2 separate regions of the Homo sapiens genome follow, and region 1 is linked to region 2. Evidence: chromatin contacts called from ENCODE Hi-C or POLR2A ChIA-PET data. All regions are on one chromosome and are shown on one strand. The core of a region is the stretch at or near the end of the contact, and the rest is flanking DNA. Distances in the headings are between cores, read along the strand shown. Region 1 has its middle 31 kb from the start of LINC01018. Region 2 has its middle 210 kb from the start of ICE1.

The links. Hi-C counts contacts between places; a loop is a spot of excess contacts on that map. ChIA-PET counts read pairs that join two places held with the same protein, here RNA polymerase II (POLR2A). Pooled maps may share reads with other maps.
Region 1: a map of aorta shows a loop between it and region 2 (2.8-fold over the local background). The contact joins two enhancer-like sites. A Hi-C loop is called at or near these places in 1 of 168 maps with a recorded cell type or tissue (aorta) and 1 of 50 pooled maps. POLR2A ChIA-PET finds 5 or more read pairs at or near these places in 1 of 52 experiments (H1).

Annotation. Positions count from the first base shown.
Region 1 is chr5:6,547,790-6,554,235 of GRCh38, forward strand. No RefSeq gene overlaps it. Among named protein-coding and RNA genes, the nearest start is that of LINC01018, 31 kb to the right of the region's middle. Within about 2 kb of position 3,687, at least 2 of the 41 ENCODE cell types and tissues checked have a DNase peak (open chromatin) inside an H3K27ac peak, as active enhancers do.
Region 2 is chr5:5,632,673-5,639,940 of GRCh38, forward strand. No RefSeq gene overlaps it. Among named protein-coding and RNA genes, the nearest start is that of ICE1, 210 kb to the left of the region's middle. Within about 2 kb of position 5,764, at least 2 of the 41 ENCODE cell types and tissues checked have a DNase peak (open chromatin) inside an H3K27ac peak, as active enhancers do.

The DNA.
Region 1 (6,446 bases), core at 2,437-4,936, 910 kb after region 2:
TGTTGGGGGGCTTCAGGTCATTTACAAGCAACCTGGGAAGAAAAGGAAGAGGGAGGCAGGAGGAGGAAAGAAACGCCAGGCAGATCCGGTGTGAGGTACATTATGACACAGAAGCATCAGCTGAATGGCTCGGGTCAGTTTCATCTTTTCTGACCCCCGTTGACTCTAGAATCATCTGCAGCAATTTTGTTGGTTGGTAACCTGAAGTTTCATTTTTCTTCTCTAAGCTCCCTGCCCAGGCCAATGCATGTGAAGGAATTTTTGCATCTGGCTTCTCTCTTGGTTTTCACTGGTCACATTAAACATAGATGGAAGGCCGCCCACAGGCAGAGCCTAGGGCAGACACCTGCCAAATAACCACAGCTGCCGAGTCCCCACCCAAATCTCATCTTGAATTGTAGCTCCCATAATTCCCACGTGTTGTGGGAGGGACCCAGTGAGAGATAATTGAATCATGGGGGCGGTTTTCCCCATACTGTTCTCATAGTAGTGAATAAGTCTCACGAGATCTGATGGTTTTATAGGGGGTTTCCCCTTTCACTTGGCTCTCATTCTCTCTTGCCTGCTGCCATGTGAGATGTGTCTTCCTTTCCCTTTGCCATGATTGTAAGTTTCCTGAGGCCTTCCCAGCCACGTGGAACTGTGAGTCAATTAAACCTCTTTCCTTTATAAATTACCCAGTCTCAGATATGTCTTTATCATCAGTGTGAGAACAAACTAATATGCCAGCCTGGCCAGACCTCTGCTCCAAAGTGCATGAGAAGGAAACGAGAGACGAGTGAGAGCTTCTACTTTCCTGCCTCTCACAATATTTCTGTCTGTGGAAGGGGGCAGCGCCAATGAATATTGATTACTACTGAGCCTTTCCACCCCAGTAGCATCAAAGGGGATGTTAGAGAAATAAGAAGATTATATCGAAAGGAAGTTCTGTTTTCCCAGGAAGAAAAGATTTTCACTTCACTTACTGGGCTTTGTTCGTAGCTGCAGTAGGGAAGGAAAACTTGCAGTTTGGAAAATGTTGGGGGAAAATTCCCTGCATGTTCCTTTAAGAGCCTCGTTTTTAATAAAAGTATTCTCTCTTTTCTTCTGCAGCTATTCTGTAAAATGTATCATCAGAGAGGAACCTATATAACCTTCACATCACCATTTTATCAGCACTCAGCATTTTTCAAAGACCTGATGGATATAAATACTTCACAACAACTTTTTTATTGCATTCTAAGCACGAACAAGTTTCCAAAGAAATCTATGATGTCTGTGACCTCCAATGTAGCTAGAAGCGATGGGTGGAAGATGAAATGGCTTGTTCCAAGTCGTAAAGCAAGCAGCAACAAAGCTGGACTGGGGCTCCGTCCCTTCCAGGCCATTTAATCTACTGCCACTTTCAAGGTGTATTCCTGCCCAAATCTAGAAAACATCTCACACGAATGGGGAAGGCCTGAGATATGTACACTGAGCAATACTCACAGCGGAGGCGGAATGCCTTCTCCCCATCCAGCTTTCAAATGCTTGCACTCTCCCTTCAAAGCCTCGGTCTCACAATTACCTTTCAGCGGTAATTTCACAATTGTGTGTGTCCTGGCTAGGCTTGGTCTCTCTCCTCTCGCTCTGTACACCACGATTTACTTTGGAACCCATCTTAATGAAAAGGGAGGAGAATTGGAACAAGAACAGGGTGAATTCCTACAGGCAACATGCTACACCTATAGCCCAGTGGGCTTTCTCTTCCCTCTTTTTCATCTCCCAAATCAAGTCTGTCCAAAAATTTGGTGAATGCTTCCTTTGAAAGGACTGTTTAAAAACAGCCATACACTTCACCCACTTAAAGTGTACAATTCAATAGGTTTTAGTATACACAGATATGTGCAACCACAATCATTTTTAGAACATTTCATCACCTCAGGAAAGAAATTCTTTATCTTTAGCCATGCCCCCCGCCCCTCAGCCACCCCCAGACTCCTAAGCAACCACTAATCTACTTTTGGATCTATAGATTTTACTCTTCTGGACACGTCATATAAATGGAATCACACAATATTTGTCATTTTATGACTGGCTTCTTTCACTTAGCATAATGTTTTCCAGGTTTGTCCATATTGTAGCTCGTATCAGTATTTCATTTTTCAAGGCCAAATACTATGCCACTGTATAGGTAGACCACATTCTGTTTATACACTCATCAGGTGATAGACACTTGCATTCCTTCCACCCTTTAGCTATTATGAATAATGCTGCTGTAACTTGTCATATGTGCAAGTTTTTGTGCAAACATATATTTTCATTTCTCTTGGGCATATACCTAGGAGGGGAACTGCTGGGCCATATGGTAACTGTGTTGAATCCTTGAAGGAGCTACCAGATGGTTTTCTGAAATGGCTTCACCATCCTACATTCCTACCAGCAGTGTATGAAGTCCGATTTCTCCATGAAATGACTTTTTTTTTTTTTTTCGAGATGGAGTTTCACTGTTGTTGCCCAGGCTGGAGTACAGTGGCACCATCTCGGCTCACTGCAACCTTCACCTCCCAGGTTCAAGCGATTTTCCTGCCTCAGCCTCCCAAGTAACTGGGATTACAGGTGCCCACCACCACACCCGGATAATTTTTGTATTTTTAGTAGAGATGGGATTTCACCATGTTGGCCAGGCTGGTCTTGGACTCCCGATCCCAAGTCATCCACCCACCTTGGCCTCCCAAAGTGTGAAATGACTTTTAAGTATACCAAATACTCATTCCTGATGCCACTATCTAAGCCCAGGCCCTCCAACCTCATGACTGCTGTTCTGGATTTCCCCTGCAGTCCACACCAGCAGCAGAGCTGCTGTCCCACCAGCCCCACACCAACATTTGCACAACCCTTGAACAATATTCAGGGTAGAGCGACTGCTGCTACCCATGAGCCTCCATCATCCAGGCTAAGACTCAGCCACAGTCACAGCAAACATTCCCCTCCCAGCTCACCTCCTCCCAGCATGAGACTCTGCCTCTAGCCCATGCCTGAGGTCCCCATGTCATGCCCCAGGGCAAGAAATTCCCAGCCTCTCAGCAGCCTCTCATGTCTTCTCAACACCCACTCGCCAAAAGTGGCCACCATCCTTACTCTCCACGGAGCTGGGGTTTCTGGCCACTGCAGCGTGCGTTCTTTGGGCTGCTTCTTTGGCTTTTCTCTGGGCCCAGGCCCTAACTGGCTCCCTTCGATGAGTCTGCTCTCCTCACCTATCAAGGGCCGCTCCCCTCATCGTTCCAGTGCACACCATTCCACATCCATGAGGAGTCACAAAACTACTCCATCAATGACCCCTCCCCTCTAAGCTCCTACTGCACCGTTGGGCTTTTTATTACATGTCCTTAAATAGTATTGCACAAATAGGTCACAGTGCCAAGATAGTTTTTGTTCTCCTGAATATCATGGTAGCCCCCTGGGAGGTAATGATGGTGTCCTGTGGATACTTTTCCCATGTCAGGGTGACAGAAAGTGGATATAGTAATATAGTAACGTCTGCAGTGGACATTTATTGTGTTGCATTCCACTGCAATGAGCTACATGTTACAGTTGGAGCAGCTCAGCAGCTAGTGAGGCAAGCCGGTGATGATCTGGGAGACGTGCCTATATGGGAAGTATGGCGTATGGGTGTGGGAGGGGCCTGTGGTCCCAATTTCACCCTCGCATAGCATGGTGAGGACTGAGACCCAACATGACCACAGGCTTGGCCCAGGTTACACAGCAGGTGATTCATCCAAGGCTGAACAGCTGGTAGCCTCGGCTCACTGCCTATTCCCTGGCAGGATGCTCAGAACACTGTGCTGGTCTCCCCCGCCAGCCCAGGAAGTCTCCATGATCCAACCAGCTGGCACATCTTGCCCAAGCCCCACTGGCCTCCTCTGTACCAGCCAACTCACCTCCTTGTGAGTCCCCTAAATACACAAATTGTGTCCCTTCTCCACGCCTTTGCCCAGGCTGTGCCCTCTGCCTGGAGGGCCGTCCTTCCCGGCCTTGCGGATCTACTGTGCTTCTGGGCATCAGGGTCACCTCCTCCGAGAGGCTTCTGAACAGCCTGGCTGAAACGGCCGCTGTCTGGCTGACTCCCCGGGCTCTGCACGGTGTCTGGCATGATGTGATCTTTCTCTTGTGTGTTCACCTACTTCCCCCCGCCCCCGCCCCCATGCTGAAGGGAAGCCCCTCCACAGGAGCCCGGCCTCATCTGTGTCCCATAACCATCATATCCACAGCACCTCTCGCACCTGCATATAGCAGGTGTCAAATAAGTGATTCTATGAAGGAAGCCACTCGCACTCTGCCATCTGGAGACCTTCAGCACCGACAGCTGAAGGGATATGACTTCTTGGCAGGAATATTCCAGAAGTGAAGCAGAAAGAGCTTATGGGGAGCAGAGGAGTGGCTTGGGCCACGGCGCATGGTCACAAGGGCATGCCACAGTCCTACTGCTCATGACTTCACACAGATTAACTTATTCAACATGGGCAGTGACCCTCTGTAGTACTCACCTTAGTCTCCTTTTACAAATAAGGAAACTGAGGCACAGAGGGGATTGAAACGCGACTGAATCACACAGCAAGCAGGCAGTGTAGCCAGGTTCAAAGCCAGGTGGGACCCTTTGCCACGAGCCTCCTCTCTGCTGGTCTCTGCCATCTGCCTCCCTGTTTGCAAAATCAGTGAAAGCATGAAAAATAAAAAAGGCTCAGAAAGCCATCCCTGGCCTTTATTCTGATCCCAGCCAACATCATCCAATTGCACGTTCAGAACTCTGGGCCATCTTTCAGCTCTGGCCCCACAATGCGTTTTCATTTCATCGTTGGTTAAAAACAGGCATTCTGCAGTCAGCTAAAAGGAAGCCAAGGCTGAAGACACCTCTTTTGTCTGACACACTCACCTTGATGTCCGGGGAGAGTAGTGCACATGAGACTCCAGACCTGTGTCCAGGGCTGCACAGGGCAGAGTTGACCCTCTGGGATGCCAATGTGGAGCAGGTTTCTCTGGGTATCATCATTGGTCTTTGGGCATCAGCGGTTTTCATGACCTCTGATCAGTGTCACCACCCGGGGAACTTATGAGCATTCCCTGTCCCAGAGAACCCTGCTCCGTGGGCCTGGGCATCAGCATGTAAAGACTCCCTGGTGTGCAGTCAGGGTCAGAGGCCACAGGCTGGACGGGCTCTCGCGCTCCCCTAACTCCCCAGTTGCAATGTTTCTACATTTTCTATCCAGAAAAATGAACGCAATTCCCAAATAGCTGCTCTGGTCTGGCAAGGGAGAGAAGTCAATAAACGTATTCAATATTTAGCCGCCATCTCCTGTGCACAGAGCCCTGTGCCACCATGGCATGGGGACAGCGGGGAACTGGGCAGAGTGACACGGCCAGTCCCGAGCAGCCACGGGCCCTGAATACCCGCACAGCTCTCCACTGCTCCCCCGCCAGTAAATGACAGTTCGTAAATAAACATTAAGAAAAGTGTCATCCCAGAGGACTTGCCAAAAATGCAGAGAAGGCACTCATCTTCCCGAGACTCAAACCCTCCAGCACCTTTGGGCTGAGTGATGCTGTCATCCTGCGAGGGTCGAGGGTGGGAGACGGGGAGGGAAAAGAAAAGGATGAGAGCAGAAAGGAGATAAGAAGGGAGGCAGGAAGTCAGTAAGGGAGGGAATGAAGGAAACAGAGGGAGGGAGAGAGGGAGGGATCTTATGAATGTTGGTTGCACGTGGAGGCCGGTTGGCATTGGGGAGGGAGAAGGGGAGAGAAGCCAAGCTGAAAGGGAGATTTTTTGTTTTTTTTCGAGAAGGTCTCCCTCTGTCACTCAGCATGGAGTTCAGTGGCACAATCTCAGCTCGCTGCAACCTCTGCCTCCCAGATTCCAGTGATTCTCATGCCTCGGCCTCCCCAGTATGTTGGATTACAGGCATGCGCCACCACGCCTGGCTAATTGTTTGTATTTTTAGTGGAGATGAGGTTTTGCCATGTTGGTCAGGCTAGTCTTGAACTCCTGGCCTCCCAAAGTGTGAAAGGGAGATTTTGTGTACACACACACACACACACACACAGCAATAAGTATAATGTGATCACGTTTATAAATCAGTATAGAATCATACAAACCTGTGTGCACGTGTAAAAATAAGAATTCCAAGAAGGATTGAGAGAGGGAGGTAAGGAGATCAGGCCTGCTGGAAGGGTCCCCACAGGGACACGTGGCCTCACACAGCTCACGAGGAAGGACTGGGGTCTCTTTAAGGCTGAAGGAGGAGACGGCATGTCCGCCTCCCACACCAGTGAGCAGAGCAGAGTTGCACACTTAGATCTGCAGACACTCCTTGCAGCTGGGCAAGACCCACCCCGGCCCAGCCCAGCGCCTGTCCACCTCTCTGGCTGGGAAGCTCAGTGCTGTGAATGAATCAGACTATCCAGCTTCCCCAGGAGCGCTCCTCCGCTAGAAA
Region 2 (7,268 bases), core at 4,514-7,013:
CAGAGACCTGGGTCTCAGCTCAGCAGGGCCTCTCACCCAAGTTTTCTGTTCAAACAAATCCAACCTCTTCCCTTTGTCTCCTCAGCCCTTGAAGGCTAACTGATTCTGCAGCTATCACCTCTGTGTCTCTATGTCTTTTTAGCCCTCTAATTCCTAGTCAATCAATTCCCTATACTCAATTCTCACTGTTAAAATAACTGGCATGCTTTCTGTTTTGTTGACTGGATTCTGAATGACCCAGTGTTCTTGTAAATAAATGTCGGGATGAAGATAAGCATCGCCTAGAAATATGGTTGAGGAAATCTAAAAGGATTTAAAAAAATTGGTGAGAACATTATTTCAGATAAAACTCAAGAACTATGGCAAAGATGAGATAAGTTTTCTATTTAATTTAAGGGATGTGAAGATTTAGCATATTTACCAAATAAGAGAGTCAATTCCATAGAAAGAGAGAGAGAATGAAGAATACTAAAAAGAGAGGATGATTGGTTGGATTAAGTCCTATAAAGATAAACTCAACATAGAAAAGAGGTGAACTGTTCTTTCTTTGGAAAAAGGAGAAAGGATATGAGTGAAGGGAGGATGAGAATAACAATGAGTTTAACAAGTGGGGAGAAGCAGGGAAATTCCTAATCCTGTTCCGAAGAAGTATAAATTAAGACTATTTGAGAATGAAGGGATTGGGGATGGGATCACAGTAAATAGAAACAGAGTAGCATAAGCAACAGCTAATGGAACACATCTCCCAGAAACTCAGTATTTGGTAGATTAAAGGTTGCTGAGCAGCACTGGGCTGCTCAGGTAGGTATTTGTCATAAAACAAGGGATAGCTACAGAAAAGCTTTGGAGCTCCAAATAGGATGTCTCAGGTGTCAAGTGTGGATGACACTGGTGACACAGAGACTTAATCCACCAGAGGGCAGGCACAGATGTCACATACACTTTTTTTTTTTAAAACATTGTTTCACATCAAAGGTCTACCGCTCCCTTTATGCCAACTATTTATCATCATTTTAAGTTTTTTTATTCAGCAAATTCCATTGAGTGGTGAGCAAGCCTTGAGAAGTACTTCTAGGGCAATTAGGCGACAGGTCAAGGTGACTTCCCCAGCACTGTGCAAATATTTGCATCTCAAGATGCTTGGGAGATCCAAGGAGCTTGACTTTGTAGTGGAGAAAGTCTAAAATTGGAAGTACTTGGAAACGTGCGTGTAAATTGAATTCTTTTCCTGAATTAAACTTAGATATATTTCCAATTTACATTATAATTTCATCACACTTTATGTTTAACCTCCCATTGTGTTTCCCACCCACCCACACTTATCACCCTGGCTTTGTCATTTTATGTAAGCAAGCCTCCAAGTGTTAGAAGAGATTTCACCTTGATATTTTAGAGAATGGTGAAGAGAAAATATTTTTTTAACTCCAATTTTTAAATTTGGACCTTGGACCTAGGGTTATCTCCAGATTTTTGTGAATGATGACAGTCATTTTAGACATCAATGTGTTGGTCCTGGACTTGATATTTGCCCTTCTCTCTCATTTTCAGTTCATGCTGACACCTAAACAAGAGACTTTTTTTTTTTTTTTTTTTGCTATTGATCAAAAGAATTAAAAGTTGTAATAGGAATATTAAAGTCAAATGAAGGTAAATTCCCGGTGAGCAGTTCCTGTTATCTTGTTAACTCTGTCATTGGAGACCCAGAGCTTCCTCAGGTCCTGCACAGTGCTGTTCAGACACAGTATCAGGGTGGCTTCCCTATGTGAAAGGGTTTATCACCAACCTCCTTCCCAGCTCTCAGGACCATGCGAGCTGTGGCTCTGGGTCCACCTTATAATTTTGGAAGACCTGCATGGCTGCCATTCACGTTGGTTCTTGGCTCCTTTTTTTATTAGTCCTGTGTGGCTTGGTACAAAACCTCTGCCTGTTTTGTATTCTTTGCTATTTAGTCATTTTATTCAAAGTTTCACATGGAAAGGCAAAGGGCAGAGTATGTCATAATATAGCATCTAGGGTTTTGTGTGTGTGTGTGTGTGTGTGTGTATGTGTGTGAGACAGAGAGAGAGAGAGAGAAGAGAGCATGAGAAAGAACACCTTGAAATATACTTTGAGGACCACTGTAATGGTGAGAGGTTGACACGCCCCTGTCTAACACTGCAGGAATTAGCAGATCCTTCCTACCATCCAAGGGAGGGCATAAGCAAAACAGTGATTGTCCAAGGACTTTGAGAAAGTCATCTGGGAACCCACACTGCTTTGTCCTGCTCTCTGTCAGTGTACAGACACTGTTAAGACAAAAGCCTGCAGCCATCGCAGGCATGCACAGCATATGCTTCTATGTGGGTGTTTATTTTTCACCAGATAGAGTGCTTGGAACTGCCTGGCATCGTTCCTCTTGAGAGAGAGCTAGGAAACAACAGCAAAGTGGGTTTTCTTTTCTTTTTTCTTAGCTGCCGGAAAAACGGGATAAGACAGAGGCTGCAGGGACACAGACTGAATGCTTATAAGAAAGCCTTACCTTTCCCTGAACCTTCCCATTGACCCTGAGTTCCAGCTTCAAAGGCTGGGCATGTGGAACTGGGCTCATTTACCTTTTTACTGGAGAGCGAGGTGGGGAGCTCATGCCACTGGGTGTTCCAGAGATACCTGCAGAAGACTCTTAAGGAATTCCACATGTCCACTATTTAGCATTTAAAAATCTTTCAAGGAGGACAGATGAATGGGAAAAGAGTATTTCCTAAACCAAATCAGCCTTTTCAGAGAAAATAGAAGTATAAGCCAAAAGGAGAACACAGAAATTAAAGCACAGAAAATAGGATCGATTTAAGCTCTCAAGTTGAGTTTAAAGCTGAGGGCCATGCTGAAGTACCTGTGTTTCCTATAAACCTCCAGCGACCATGACTGAGGGCTTGGAGAAAGTCATGGAGCTCAATGGCCATGATATGATGCTCAGCAAAAGGCAGGGGCTTTGACACCTGAGAGTGACTTCAAATTCTGGCTTAGACCATTGTGATCTGTGCTGTTTGGAGTCAGTTATTCCCCTTTCTGAACCTCAGTTTCTCTCTTTACCATTTGGGGACAATACAACACGCAAGGCAGAGCTGTGGGGATTAAAGACACCATATATAAATAAATGTGAGGCCCCCACACTGTGCCCGAGTCATCGTAGAGGGCACTTTGTGAATGACACTGCTTATCACATCAATTCAAGTATGGCTACTTTATTGATTTTTAATTTCTTCTCATAAAATACTGACTTTTGGAGTTTTATTTTTGAGAATGGGGAGGGAGGGGAAACAGGTGAGGAACCAGGTCCTGAATTGTTACGGTAATAATACAGTTGATGAGTTCATGAACCAGAAAGCCCAATAATGGATAGAGGCTTCTGCCACTAGCTGAGGACACGGGACACAGGCTGTGGCCTTCAGCTTTCCCCAGAGCGGAATGAGAGCTTCAATCTGTCAACTGAAAAACCACCGTCTTCATACATTAGGATAGGTGATTTCACTTCTTATAAAGGGCTGCAGCCTGCAAGGTCACCATTCGGAGAGGCTGAGAATTGTAGCCTCTGGCAGAGCCCAGAAGGAAGGCACTTTGAAGGAGGAGGGGTTGGGGCAGGAGCTTCATGCAGAACAGATTCTTGTTTAGCTGCTAGAGAAAAGAAACCTTGTGCAGTTAGAACATAGTTTATTCTCTAAGTGTAGGGGTGCGTGACTTAACCCTTGCCTGGCATGGCCTTGGGTCTTGTGTATAGTTTGATATATTATTGCCACAAAAGAGTTTATTCCGCTAGTCTTATGATCTCTATTTTAACATTAATGCTGGTCAGTTTTGTCTAAACCACAGAAGGGATGGGGTGTAAGGAGGCGTATCTAACCTCTCCTCCCGTCATGGCCAGGAACTCCGTCTTCAAGGTTTCTCTGGGTTCCCCTTGGTCCCTAGGGCATTTGCTCAGTCAGTTGGGGAACTTAGTATTATTTTAATTCTCAAATCCAAAGGATCTCTTATTAGGGACATTGATTTAGAGCAAGGGCTCTTCACTAAGGTCGATTTTGCTAACCGTGGGCATTTAGCAATGTTTGGAGACATTTTTGGTTGTCATAACTGGAGGGAGCTACTGGTATCTAGTGGGTAGACATCAGGGGTGCTGACAGACATACTATGATGCCTGGGACAGCCCACATAACAGAGAATTATCCAGCCCCAAATGTCAATGCTACCAAGGTTGATTAAATGTAATAAATGATGTGTGTGTGTGTGTGTGTGTGTGTGTGTGTGCATGTAAAGAAAACTTTTTACATGGATAGACATGATTTAGAAGTTTAGGGACTTATACTTGATTTAGAAAAAATAACAAGAAGATAAAACTTATGCTCATATTTAAAATAAATACCTTCTAGCCTGCTTTTCAGTAAAGGGCGGTATGAAATCTGGACAGACATGTAAGATGTGAAAATTTTAGCCAAATGCTTCATGCACTTCAAAGATAACATCTTATTCTTTGAAAGAAGAAATAATTTCATGTTTAGTTTCAAGAATCTTTTTCACTTTGGCCACCTGGTTTTAATCTAGTTTTATTTGCTCACCTAAACATATCATTGCTGAAAAAAGAATGAAATTCAAAATGTTTGATATAAAATATCCCTTTTTCCCGCCTTTCCTCCTTGTCTCTATATCATTGTGTAACTAGATTTGGTAATAATGAAGCTTTATCCAGATGGAGGGGTGGATATCTACTAACAGAATTACCCACAGATGCTTCATAAAATCCATCTGGCCGAGAGAAACATGAAGCTGAGCTGTTCTGTAGGTGAGCCATATTTTGCCATGGATAGAAAGAAATGTCTACATCTTAAGAGTGCTTAAAGGATTTTAAAATCTCAATTTTTATTAAAAAATGTTTATTAAAGACATTTTCAAGAAGAAAAGAGGACTTAGGTTTAATAAATTAAAATGCCTTGCTTTCTTATTTTTTCTCCATTTTAGCATATGCCATATTTAGGACATATAGGTTACTTGAGAATGACAGCCAGGTATACAGCAATACCTCATGTAGCTGGCTAGAGTGAGGCTAAGGGCCAGATGGATAATTCCCTCTCTTTCTTTCTTTCTCTCTCTCCTTCTCTCTCTCTTTCTGCTTCATTCCTAAGCTTGGTTTTAGTTTTTTCATATTTAAAGGACTAGAAATCGATGTTGGCAAGAACCCAAGGGGATACTTACCTTGAAGGTGGTATGGATTTTGTATTGTGCCTGGATTTGGGGTCCCTCTAAATAGCATCTGGACTCCACTGGACCCTGAGCTGTCCTTAGAACCTACCCTTACCCCCGACCGATTCATTAAGGGTGGCCTCTTGCTGGATTCCAGAAAGCATCCAAGCCGAGCAAGTCTTTCCAGACCTTTCCCAATTCATTTCCATCTGATCATTCAATTCGAGTCTCCCAGTGCCTACCATGTGCCAAGGATCCTTTTAGGGTTGTCCATCCCATCCTACCACTTCTCTCCCTGTATATCCTTTAGTAATTCATTCTACCTCTCCATGCTCCAATTCCTCCATCTAACACAATATAAATGACACAGTAAATTACTTATTACTTAATTGGCATGCTCCTGCTTACTACACAGGCCGCATTTACTGGTAATCATGGCCTTTCAGGGAGCTCCTCCATGCTTATCTGTGAAGATTGTGTCCCTGGGAGATAAGTTCAGCCTTTGCTCTGTTGTCCTGGGTTATTTTCACTGGCTGTGGCCTCTGAGTTCAAGCACTCAGGATACATCTCCCGAGCACAGGATCTGGTGGTCATGACTGCTGCCGTGTATTTTACATAATCGTTTTGGAATGTACTTCACAAACTCCTTGGTATTCTAAAAATAACCTATCCCTTTGCTTATTTTTATGCCCTTACCTTGGCTGCCAAGTTTTTTCTTGGAGGGAAATATGAGTTAAAACTGATATACTGGAATGGTATTAATTACAGCACCTTGAATAGTAACGAAAAGCAGCATTGCTAAAATTACTAGTTAATCACATACAAATAGTGCTTGCTGTCAGCTTTTTATAGCTGAAATTGGGACCAAGTTCGGCCATGGAGCAGTGAAAAATATTCAGAGCTGTTATGTCCTCCAAGAATCAATGATGTGAGTAGGTTTATCCAAAGACTAGAAGAAAAAGCATTATAAATGCAACTCTACAGTTTGAAGTCAAATTTCTTGTTCTTTCTGGGTCACAATGCCTTTATCTCTATTTAGAAGATCAAAAAGAGAAAATACAACCTTATAATGACACAAACAGGAATTCACTTACTGAAATATTTAAACTGTGCTGAAAGTTTTACATTATGAATAACTCTGCTTTTTAAAATTCGATCACCATGCTATAACAGTAACAGTATTGCAATTAAATATAGTTGATATGTTCCCAATGCTCTAGGCCTTTGGCCCTCATTTTTAGAGAAAGGCCCCTTCATAAAGAAAGTGAATCAAATCCCAGAAATAACCATTTCTTGGCAGAGACAAAGAAGAGACCAAAGTTGACGCTGTAATTTAATGAAAGCTAATTGAAGTGATTCCAAAGTTGTGCATGGAGCTTTGGAAACTTCAGTTCTTTTTTTTTTTTTTTTTTTTTTAGACGGATTCTCGCTCTGTCACCCAGGCTAGAGTGCAGTGGAGCGATCTTGGGTCACTTGCTAGCTCCCTCCCAGGTTCACACCATTCTCCTGCCTCAGCCTCCTGACTAGCTGGGACTACCACCTAGTGCCCACCACCACGCCCGGCTAATTTTTTGTATTTTTAGTAGAGACGGGGTTTCACCGTGTTAGCCAGGATGGTCTCGATCTCCTGACCTCGTGGTGGCCTCCCAAAGTGCTGGGATTACAGGCGTGAGCCACCGCGCCGGGCCTGGAAACTTCAGTTTAAAATAAAAACTGTTCCCATAGTCTAAGAGATATGTAAAATATAATTTCTTGGTAAAATAAATGGATAAACAGAAGTTCATGAGCAGCTACTCAAACTTGCTCAAGTACTGTGAGCATCATTCTTTGTTCTCTCTTTAAAAGGATCCTTGCTGATTCTGCAGGCACACTTCACATTAAACATCAACAGAAAAAGCTGAAGAGCGTTCCATCAACTGCTAATGAAGATACATTTTGTAATTTTTGTCCTAGATAGTAGCATTGACTTTTCAAAGCAATTGAAAAATTGGTTTTAGGAACCATCACAAAATTGCTAAACCATTCTATCCCAGGTCTAAAAACAAAGGCCTTGGTCTTCC